2 separate regions of the Homo sapiens genome follow, and region 1 is linked to region 2. A link is a contact called in ENCODE Hi-C or POLR2A ChIA-PET data. All regions are on one chromosome and are shown on one strand. Each heading gives the region's core, a stretch centred on a gene start or an enhancer-like site at or near the end of the contact. The rest is flanking DNA. Distances are from core to core; before and after follow the strand shown.

Evidence for each region. A loop is a pair of places that touch in the nucleus more often than their neighbours do. ChIA-PET counts read pairs that join two places held with the same protein, here RNA polymerase II (POLR2A). Pooled maps may share reads with other maps.
Region 1: a loop to region 2 is called in a pooled map, with 4 times the contacts of the local background. The contact joins two enhancer-like sites. A Hi-C loop is called at or near these places in 1 of 37 single-sample maps with no recorded cell type and 5 of 50 pooled maps. POLR2A ChIA-PET finds 5 or more read pairs at or near these places in 1 of 52 experiments (naive thymus-derived CD8-positive, alpha-beta T cell).

What each region holds. Positions count from the first base shown.
Region 1 is chr18:46,153,313-46,159,194 of GRCh38, forward strand. No RefSeq gene overlaps it. Among named protein-coding and RNA genes, the nearest start is that of ARK2N, 18 kb to the right of the region's middle. RefSeq lists a silencer at 2,573-2,779. Within about 2 kb of position 2,604, at least 6 of the 41 ENCODE cell types and tissues checked have a DNase peak (open chromatin) inside an H3K27ac peak, as active enhancers do.
Region 2 is chr18:45,666,211-45,671,893 of GRCh38, forward strand. It overlaps SLC14A2 (solute carrier family 14 member 2), which reads left to right. Exons shown (of 20, transcript NM_007163.4): 12 at 1-9; 13 at 725-884; 14 at 1,623-1,812; 15 at 2,139-2,267; 16 at 3,096-3,288. The region is part of intron 7 of LOC105372093 (a long non-coding RNA gene); the gene reads right to left. Among named protein-coding and RNA genes, the nearest start is that of SLC14A2, 54 kb to the left of the region's middle. Within about 2 kb of position 4,206, at least 8 of the 41 ENCODE cell types and tissues checked have a DNase peak (open chromatin) inside an H3K27ac peak, as active enhancers do.

The DNA of each region.
Region 1 (5,882 bases), core at 1,354-3,853, 490 kb after region 2:
AAGTGCCTGGCCTGGTGAGAGCTGAGAGCTGGCTGGGAGGAGGCTGAAGGTGCACATGAGGGTAGCCGATAAGGAGGAGGCCACAGGCAGTGGAGGGAGAGGGGAGACAAAAGCAGGTGTCAGCTGCAGCCTGATGCAGGGAGATAGCCTCCTAACTGCCTCCCAGGCCTCTGTGCTCAGCCCTGCCCCAACATATGAGTCCAGGCCAGCACAAAGTGATAAGCACCTAGGCCAGGATGTAGCAACAGAGATGGAAAAGAAGGAGATATGAGAGAACTTGGAAACAAATTTGATACAGGGATGAAGGAGAGGAGAGGAAAAAACCCAAGATGACCTTTAAAGATGCTTGGAGAATGGGGAGAGGCGCCAGCCGGAGCACAAGCCCAACACAGGCCTCTGAGCAATGCCAAGTTTACTGCTCTGCTGTTTAAAGAATCCTTCTTCACCCATTTCCGAAAAAATGTTTCCTATCTCCGGTTTTCTGGCTCTTCAGCCATTCATCTATTCATGCAAGCATTCATTCGGTTCGTCAGAATGGAGACCTTACGTAGCACTCTATCAGCCCCTCTGCTGAATACCGGCAATGCAAATATAGACAAATAGATTTTATAGGCTAAGCGTCGTGAGTCCACCCAGAGCAGTTAGCCACTCCCAGGAGCTCTTTTCCTTCCATTCCCTCTTTTCCAACAGTTGTGTTGATTTTCAGGATAGCTGCTGCAGAGAAGAGAATTCAAAGATGGAGGAAGGTTTTGTGTTGGGGATCTAAAGCCAAAGGAACTTGTGACTTTTGGTCATGCTGAGAGACAGGTGACCACTAATTGTGTAGCCCTTGGCTGGTCTCTGTCTTTTTGAGACTGAGTTTCGCTCTTGTTGCCCAGGCTGGAGTGCAGTGGCACGATCTCGGCTTACTGCAACCTCTGCCTCCCAGTTTCAAGCAATTCTCCTGCCTCAGCCTCCCAAGTAGCTGGGACTACCGGCATCCATCACCATGTTGGCCAGGCTGGTCTCGAGTTCCTGACCTCAGGTGATCCACCTTGCCTGGTCTCTTAATGCTCTTAGCCTGAATTTTATCATCTGTAAAAGGAGAAATAGGCTTAGATGATTTTAGAAAACTCTTCTACTTTGTATCTATGTTCTTGTTTTATGGATGTGAAAGTACTCTGAAAAGTTTGATTTCTACGCAGATGTGAGGTAGTTCTTTATTTCAGAAAGCAATAACAATGCGAGTGCCCACAGGGTGGATATGGGTTGTGAAATGGAAACTCCATCCCCTACTTCTTGCTTCCCTGTGGAGGGGTCTCTATTGGAGCCACATTCCTGGAGTCTCTCTGGCCTGACTCTCCCGGCAAGAAGAATGGTTCCCATCCGGTAATATTTTCTCCACCCAATATTTTACCTGAAATGTCACCAGGAAATATTAATCCCCATGGATCTCATGTCAGCTGCCCTCCTTTATATTTCAAGACCATGGTGGGAGGTAGAGCATGAAACCAGATCACCTTCTGGTGTGAAGATTTCAAGGGAGAAGTTGAGGTGGGAAGCCTCACCAGGTATTCTCTTTAGGACTTGCCTGAGAGTAGATTCTGGGCTGCTCAGACAGGGCAGCGCTCCTGTGACTGGTTGAATAGTCTGTCTACATTTGCTGTGACAGGAATGGGATAGGAAGTTCATGGAGGCTGCTCATTTGCACCGTGTCCCCCAATCCAGCTTTGATCTGCCATAAAGTTGACATTTAAGTGTTCGCCTGTTTCCTGCATCTTATTTTTTAGTTGCTTCCAAACTTGAGGAGAGAAAGAGAAAGGGTTATTTATTACACAGGCCCCAACCCTAGCAAGAGAAAAAAAAAAAATCACAGTCCACGTTATAAGTCTTCCTTGGGATTTTGTTCTTTTTTTCTTTTTTCGAGACAGGGTCTCACTCCGTCATCCACACTGGAGTGCAGCTATATGATCTGGGCTCACTGCAGCCTCCACCTCCCAGATTCAAGCGATTCTCCCACTTCAGCCTCCCGAGTATCTGGGATTACAGGTGCCCGCCACCATGCCCAGCTAATTTTTAGTATTTTTAGTACGGATGGGGTTTTGCAATGTTGGCCAGGTTGGTCTCGAACTCCTGACCTCAAGTGATCCACCTGCCTTGGCCTCCCAAAGTGCTGGGATTACAGGAGTGTGCCACCACACCCGGCTAATTTTTGTATTTTTAGTGGAGACAGGGTTTCACCATGTTGGCCAGGCTTGTCTCAAAGGAGATTTTTTTCTTTTTTCTAAATTCCTCCCTTACCCTTGCCTTCTCCACATCCAAATGAGTATCAGCCTCTGGGCACTCATTCCCAAAATGACCTAGTCCTTTCATTCCACTGTGACATCTTTCCAGAATGCTTTTCCTCTTCTCTATGAGGCAAAATTCTTGTCATTCTTAGAGTCATGGCTCAGAGTTCTCCCCCTCAGTGAGTCAATCCTTCTCAAGGAGCTCAGGCTGAGTTTGCAGCTTCCTTGTCTCAGTTTCTAGGACTCTATTCTATTATGCTATCACTAGTCCTAATGGGAGGCGACCTCATGCCCGTCTTACCCAATAGAGCAGACTAGGTTGAGTGCTGTACCTGGAAGTTCCTCTGGCCACATCTATGTCTTCTTAGAACTATTGTGTCTGGGGTTTCCTGGGTGGGGAAGGCAAATGAAACCTCAGCAATGACTGGTATGAATTCTCCTGCCAGGTGGGGGCCTTAAAGTAGAAATCAAATTGATTTCTAGGAAATGAAGAAAGTGATGTTTCTTGCATACTTGAGTTGGAGGGCTAGAGTATTATTCACTGCAAATAAATTCTGACCTTGTTTTTTCATGAAATGTTGCTCTCCTTCTCACTCTTCCACCCTAGAAATTTTGTCAAGGCTTGAATCAGTCCAGAATTTACTCTATTGTTCCCTTACCTGTTGCTTGGAATGTGACCGTTTGGGGAGTGTGTTTTGTTTTGTTTTGTTCTGAGACAGAGTCTTGCTCTGTTGCCCAGGCTGCAGTGCAGTTGTGCGATCTTGGCTCACTGCAACTCTGCTTCCTGGGTTCAAGCGATTTCCTGCTAATTTTGTTTTTTTTTATTTTTAGTAGAAAAAGCATTTCACCATATTGGCTAGGCTGGTCTTGGACTCCTGACCTCAAGTAAACTGGCTGGCCTTGGCCTCCCAAAGTGCTAGGATTACAGGCATGAGCCACCACACCTGGCCTGGGGAGTGTTTTACCATTCCTGAGACTAGATGGTGACAGGTTCTTACAACAGCCTGAGCAAAGCCTGACACAGAGGGGGAACCCCTTCAGTGGATGGGTCCTTCCTGCCACAGACTAAATGTAAATAAAGTCCTTCTGCTGTGTCTTCAGTGAGGATGGAGAACAGAGGGCTGCTCAAGGTCAAGTTGTATACTTGGAGGCTGGAGAAGAAGCCCCACACAGAGAAAGCCCAGGTGAGCTGAGCAGGACAGGAAGGATCCTCCGAGACCTGCAGATCATGCCACCAACCAGCACCAGGCCTACATCCAAGGAGCGCAGGGTATCCAGGAAGAACATCAGGCCGTACTCTCTCTCAGGCTAGACCAGTCACTTCTATTCCAAAGAAGACTTCTCAGGGCTGGAAGCATCCCCTCCCCTCTGTAGTCCCTCTCTTGTGCTTGCTGCCCTCCTTGACCTTGGTTCCCTTGGTTTCCAGTGAGCCAAGTGGAGGTGTACTCTCCCACCTCGTCATGTGCAGCCTGCCTGGGAACACAGTGTCTCCAAGGCTGACTGAGGAGAACAGAACTTGAGGAGAAAAACAGCAGCACAGAGAAGGAAAAACAGAGTGGGGCCTGGGGAGAAAGGAGAGCTCTCAGCTGGGGTTTCCCACAGAAGCAGAGTCTCAGACAAGAGCTTGCACACAGGTCATTAATTTTGGGAATTACCCCAGAACAGGAGTGAGGAACTGGAGAGAGTGACCCAAGGAAGGAGGGAGAGCCATTCCAATGTGTGCTGCCTTATCAAGCTCATCTCCAGGGAGGCCGCCTGGGCGTGGTCCACCTGTTTGCCCCTAAAGAGAACCAAAGAACGAGCTTCAAAATTGTTCGTCTGAGGGAAATAATAGAGGATGTTTATCCACCAGTTCTGGCCCCCTCGGGTCAAGGTTGCCCCATAGGATGTTAACTCCTTCTGTCTTCTAGGTTTGTCCACATGCAATCCAGAGTGTCCCAGGAGGGAAACCCCGGGGCAGGTGATACCTACAGGCAACTGCAACAATGACTGGAGGGTAAATGTGGACCAAGGTGTGAGCTGGGGCACCATACAAAAGAGAAGGGTGAGGAAGAAGCTGCAGCACAAAATGGAGATTAGAGGGAAAAACGAGGTTAGTGGAGCCATCATCATCTGCTTGCCCGATGCACACAGCAAGTCAATATGCCGAGACACCGGGTTGAAGCAGAGAAAGAGGTTTAACTGTAGTGTCACTGAATGAGGAGATGGGAGAAAACCTCATCTCCATCTCTCCAAGGAATTTGGGGTTAGGGTTCTTAAGGGTTTTGGAGTGGGCAGAAGTGCGGAGATCATTGATTGGTGGAAGACTGCAGGCTGAAGTCCTGGGACAGGGAGAGGAATAAGCTGTATTCTCACGGGGATCCCGTTCCTCTGTGGGGATCTTCAGACTGGGTGCTGGAATTGGGGGGTCTGAAAAAACCTTTTAGGTCGGGTGCAGTGGCTCACGCCTGTAATCCCAGCACTTTGGGAGGCCGAGGCGGGCGGATCACTTGAGGTCAGGAGTTCGAAACCAGCTTGGCCATCATGATGAAAACCTGTTTCTACTAAAAATACAAAAAATTAGCTCGGTGTGGTGGTGCTTGCCTGTAACGCCAGCTACTCAGGAGGCTGAGGCAGGAGAATCGCTTGAACCCAGGAGGCGGAGGTTGCAGTGAGCTGAGATCAGGTGGCGCCACTGCACTCTAGCCAGGAACCATGGGGATGCAAATCAATTATTAGTCTTATGACCCTAATGTCAGAGATCCTACCTGTAGGCAAAAAGGCAATGCAAATGGTCAGGAACTAGTGACTTTTAGCAACAAGAAAGTGGGCAGAGTGCAGCCTGATTAGTGTTTAATTACAACTATATTTCTGTCCAGAACCCAGCATACAATTCTTGTCAGCCTTCTGGGGGCAGTCTCAGGAGGACAACTGAGGAGAAGACAAAGCAACCATAAACAGTCCTTGTTTCAGGGAGAGACGTGAGCAGGGCAGAGGCAGCCCTTCAGCAGCCGGGGCCTCTGCCGAACTCCTAGAACTGGCTAGGGTGAGAATAAGCCCTGAAATGTACAGAGTTCTTGCTGCTACAAGACTCTGGCAGGCCCACTGGCAGGAATGAGTGGCCCTGGCAGTAACTGTACATTCCCACCCCCTTGTAGCCTGGGGCAATCTCTTTTGGGCCTCCCATGATGATAAGCTGTCTCCTGAGCATTCCTGACTCTTCCAGTTCAACAATACCAATTTAGAGTTTCTAGCTGAGAACACACCTCTCCCAAAGGGCAGGCTGAAGGAACAGGATTATAAAAGGGTCATGACCTGCTAGAATGGAAACAAGTTTCCTACAGTTCTTGTGGCAGTGGCCCCCCAAGTTAGGGTTAAGGTTGCTCCCCGCCATCAATATAGCCCCCAGGATTGGATGGATTTGAGGAGATGGATTCTAGGAGCTTCTGAAATTAAGTGGAAATCTTTGGAAAAGTAAGAAAAGGGTTCCAGGGGAACCTTTTCAGTACCCTTTGTAAAGGCCTGGAACATTCCATACTTGTATTCTATCTACACTTTAGACCCAGTCTTATCCCACAATAGTGTGGGACTCTTTCCACACTATGAGTCCATTGTGGGCTCATTTCCACAATGATC
Region 2 (5,683 bases), core at 2,956-5,455:
GAGCTGCTTGTGAGTACTGAGTGTCCTGAATCAGGGACAGCGCCCTACAGTCACAGAGCCCACAGCAGATGAGGGAGCTGAGAGCTGTAAACAAGGTTCTCCGATTTAGGCAAACTTTTCTTGCATTCGTATTTTCTGAAATGTAATTACCTGGGACAAAAATGTCTCTTTCACAGTTTACTTTGTAACTTTTCATATTCCTTGTATTTGAATTATTATCAGGCTTCCTTTAAACCCAGTATTCAAGCATTTAGGAAATAAGCTGGTGCCTGTTTTCAAAAACAGAATCTTCACATGTTCAATTTCATACCCTTATGTTTATGAACAGTTATATCTTAAAGACTAGACATGCCAGGGAGAAAGCCATTTCTTCTGGAAAGAGTATTAATGTTAAAAAAAAAAAAAGACTAAAAATCTGTGGTTAATCTCAGTTCTACTGTTTGACCTTGACCTTTGAAAATGAGAACCTCCACTTGCCAGAGTCCTCCTCCACAGAACGAAAGTAAAGATGTTATCTTACTGTGCCTCACGGTAGTTAACCTATTAGATGAGGTCATGTGTCAAACAAAAGACAGTCTAATCTACAGAAACAGGGAGGTTAAACAGCAATTTAATGAAATACCAAATGACAATCTTATTTGGTCCCTGAGTGACCACAAACATGAATTCTCAGTGTAAGAACCACCGAATGTGGGAGACTCTTGCCTATCTCTGTCCTGGACAGGATCTGGACACCATGGAGGAGAGCTCTGAGATAAAAGTGGAAACAAACATTTCCAAGACATCCTGGATTCGGAGTTCCATGGCTGCCAGTGGGAAAAGGGTCAGCAAAGCCCTCAGCTACATCACAGGAGAGATGAAGGAGTGTGGAGAGGGACTTAAAGGTAAAATTCTATGAGAACAACACTGACCCTGACCCTAAAAACTCACCTCCACCCATCCCCAGGAAACCCATTGCCATGGGGGTTCCCTATAGACTAGACTTAGACTAGACTGCACTCTGTTACTGTGGTCTTTCCTGGAAGCTGGGAGTTTTGCTGTTAAAACAGACATACAGCCTCTTGAACTATAAATAGCAATACATGCAAGAGTGTGAGCTCATGAGCTCTCATTTCTGAACAGAACACTTCTGCTATCTCAAATATCCCATCTGAATATTGCAGACAGGTGTTTTTCGCATTGGGATTCTAGAGCCAGCATTCTAGAAAAACGCCATCTGGATGGTTCATGGGAGAACTGTGTCTACCATGCCAATAGGTTCTCTTTAGCAATCTTTCCAGAGCTCAGCCCATGGGTTTAATGCCCTCTATGCAGCAAGAACATGTTCTTGAAAATTCATGGTACCACCACAGGGGTCAGAGGCAGCTCAGGGCACCTAATCCCCCCTGCCAGAAAAACAACCTGGAGGTCACATCTGGCTGGTGATGGGTCTCAAGAGTTTTCTTGGCAGTCAGATGCTCTCTTGAGTTCCTTGTTTACCATCTTTGGTGGCAGGTGACAGCAGGTGGCTGGCTTCCTGCAAACCCACTTCGGATATCCAGATTCCCTCACACCCTCCATCTGCCCACCCAGGGCTGCCCACACTGAGCACTTGCCTACTTCCTGCCCCGGTTCCATTTCAGACAAGTCCCCAGTGTTCCAGTTCTTTGACTGGGTCCTCCGAGGCACATCTCAAGTGATGTTTGTGAACAACCCCCTCAGCGGCATCCTCATCATCCTCGGCCTCTTCATCCAGAACCCCTGGTGGGCGATCTCAGGCTGCCTGGGTACCATCATGTCCACCTTGACAGCCCTCATCCTGAGTCAGGACAAGTAAGTCCCAGAGGCTCAGGGTCCAAACATGTAGCCAAGAAGTCACTCCCCATGGGGACCATTCTTCCTCTTCCCAGCTGAGAAATCCTCAAAATAAGGACACTGACAACTAAAAATGACTGTTCCCTGGTTATTTTGTCATAGCAACATATTTCTAGAGAAATATGAAGGATTCATAGGGTTGTCTTCCTTCCCCACTCCCAGAAGGGTGGTCTATTTGAAGGCGTGTGTAGTCAGGCCCCAGATAAAAAGAATCTGACTCAATAGGAAAATGTAAAGGGCCCTGGGGAAGCCCCTGCTCCACCTGACCCTCCCTCTCCTGCCAGGTCGGCCATCGCTGCAGGATTTCACGGCTACAATGGGGTGCTGGTGGGGCTGCTGATGGCCGTGTTCTCAGACAAAGGTGACTACTACTGGTGGCTGTTGCTACCCGTCATCATCATGTCCATGTCTTGGTAAGTTTGCTTTTGAAGGGTTGTGGGTTCATATCAATGGCCACCAACCTTTTCATCCCAATCCCATGACCGTCTGTCTAAACGTGATATTAAAGTGGCATGTATTTAGCTTGCACATCAGAAATGTCCACTGGACTAATAACTAAGTTTATACCATGGTAGCCCCATGCTAGGTCTATACACAGTATCCCATTAGCGACCACCCTTTATTATTCTTTTAAGATCTAAATGGTTTTTGGTCTCACCCTGCCAGAGTGCAGAGAAAGAAACTGAGGCCCACATTGGTTAAGAGCTGCACTATAGGGTCCTGTCAGTTTCTGGAAATCTTTTCAACCCTCCCCTACCCCGGCTTTTCTAAATCCTTGGGACCCCTGAGCAGACCAAGACCACCTCCCAGGGTAGGCTGAAGGCCCAGCCATGGGGAAGCCCTCAGTGCCTGCTCTACCCCATGTTGAGAAAACACAGGGCACCCTGGCCACAAAGCCCATGCACACAGCCACTCAAAAAAACATTTGTTGAATGAATGTGATTCCCTCCCCTCGGCCTCCCCAACCTGATGCCTGGGGATGGAGCTATAGGATTCCTGAAGGAAGTTCTGAGACTGCCTGCCTTATATCTTCTTCTGAAGTTGAGTCTGGGTGCCCCACCCTGTCACTGTGCAGGGAGGAAGAGGCCCAGGGAAAGACCTGCTCAGGGCCAGTCAGGCTCCAGAGAATACCCAGCAGGCTGCTTTTCTCTAGGAAGGCACAGGGAGCCCCCACTGCAGCACAGTCTAGTGTTATGACCAGGCGGCTTCCTGACCAGCATCTCTCATGCTTCTGCCATCAGCCCCATCCTCTCCAGTGCCCTGGGTACCATCTTCAGCAAGTGGGACCTCCCAGTCTTCACACTGCCCTTCAATATCACTGTGACTTTGTACCTGGCAGCCACGGGCCACTACAACCTTTTCTTCCCCACAACGCTGCTGCAGCCTGCATCCGCCATGCCCAACATCACCTGGTCAGAGGTCCAAGTGCCCTTGGTACGTATCATGGAAGGAGGAAGGGCAGGTCTGTCCACACTGGATGTTACTGGCATTTGCATATTTTGCACATCAGAAACATCCACAAGTAATAATTTTTAACAATTACACAGTACCAAGCATTCTACATATATATCTCATGAGCTGCCATCCTTTTCTACTTCTGAGAGCAAAAAGGGCTAGTTTTGGTCTCACTCTATGATAGCACAGAGAAGGAAACTGCGGCCACGTTAAGAGACCTGCCTTAGGTCTTACAGCCAATTAGGGAGGAGCAAAGTCAAGACTAGAACTTCAGCCTCCTGACTTCCAGCCTGGGCTCTTTGTGGATGTTTAAAAAGTCTTTTTGAGGCTTACAGCTTGCGTTGTGCATTTTCTTTCATTCAATCACACGGAATCATTCAAGTCGTACACATCATGCTACCATCTATTGGCTTAAGAAGTCGTTGTTCCAACCTCCAGAGTTTATTCCCTTCACTCACCAAAGCTGGGCCTGGTGGCACATGCCTATAGTCCCAGCTACTCAGAAGGCTGAGGTGGGAGGATCGCTTGAGCCCAGGAGTTTGAGGCTGCAGTGCGCTGTGATTGTGTCACTGCACTCCATGAGACTCTATCTCCAAAACAAAAACAAAAACCCCAAAATCAAATCGTTTTCTTGCTAAATACTGGTGCTTCTCAGTGTAAACTCAGGGCTTTTTCTACTACACCATGCTGTTGGTTTTAAAGCACAGGTGTTCTTTCATTAAGAAACATATAACAGAGCTTTTAAAGTTTTTTTTAATAAGTATTCTGTATATAATCCTGACCTCTGGAAGTCAGCCAAGGTGATTAATAAGAAGCTGCACTCACAGTATTAAGTCAGCCTAGAGAAATGTGCCTATTAGCCAGCCACCTTATCTAACAAGGCACGTTTTCTCCAAGGCCCTCCTACTTTCCGTTACACGAAACGGCTCCACAGTCTGGCGCTCACTCTGAGACTTCGTTATTGGCAACTCATCATCTGACCACAAAATCACTTGGGCTTGTTGAAGGAACTTTCTCTAAAATAATGATGCCTCGTTTCTCTTAGCTTTCCACAGTAAGCAACAGCGTGGTGTAGTAGAAAGAGCCCTGAATTTACACTGAGAAGCACCAGTATTTAGCAAGAAAACTATTCGATTTTGGGGTTTCTGTTTTTGTTTCAGAGATAGAGTCTCATTCTGTCACCCCGGCTGGAGTGCAGTGACGCAATCACAGCTCACTGCAGCCTCAAACTCCTGTGTTCAAGGGATCCTCCCACCTCAGCCTTCTGAGTAGCTGGGACTACAGTCATGTGCCACCAGGCCCAGCTAATTCTTTATATTTTTTTGTAGAGATCGCTCTTGTCATTGTTGCCCAGGCTGGTCTCAAACCTCTGGCCTCAAGCGATCATGCCACCTCAGCCTCCCAAAGTGCTGGGATTACAGGCGTGGACCATTACACCTGGCTGAGAACTATTTGTGTTAGTCGGATCCTTGATCATTTTGTGTGTGTGAGGACCTTCTTGGACCAGAAACAAGAAAAGGTGCTGTGCTGGCAGTTCAGCTTCTTAAGCTGCCCGTTCTTAGTCTACCCAATTAATATCTTTTGGAGACAAACTTGCTCTAAGTGGCATGCTATGGGGAAATGATGTCAGAAAATGCAGATTTTAGATATTGCATTCTATATGTCACAGTTTCAGTTGAGAAGAAATTTTGAAATTTTATAGAAATGGAAAAAAATGAATAATCCTGTACAAACACTTGAGACCCACCACCACCACCACCACCACTCCACCAGTGTTCCAGGAAAGAAAAATTCAATTTTGTGGCATTATTCTTTAAGAAGTAACTTTCTGGCCAACTGAATGGATTATGACAATGACTCATATGTTTTGTCTTTTTGACCTTTAAAATTAGAGCCTTGAGTTTCTGATAAATAAGTGGTGAATTTCAGAGGGATTGTCTAAACTTCCCAGCAATGTTGAGTCCCCACGGCTTCCTCTGCTCTTGTGACCACTGAGAGCCCTCTGAAGGGTGCAACTGGCTGAGGACAAAACTGCCCATGCTGCTGCTTCTGTATGTGCAACTCTCTCTCGCCTGTCCCCTTTGCCCTGCATGGTGAGGCCAGAGCCCTCATTCTGTTCTCTGCCCTGGGTAACAGGAGACTAAGCCCAAAGCCTAACCCACTCAGCCTGTCTCCTGTACACACTCACTGTGGCGTGAGGGCCCCCGAGCTGCAGGATCTCCCTCCCCGGCCACGCGCAGAGGGAAGAGTTCTCTAGAGAAGAGCGTCCTTGCCTTAATCTATATACAGGGACTCGCCCCAGGACACTGCCTCTCCTCAGCTTCCTGCCCATGGGCCTTGGCTAGACCCTCCAAAACACAGTCCCTGTGGCTGG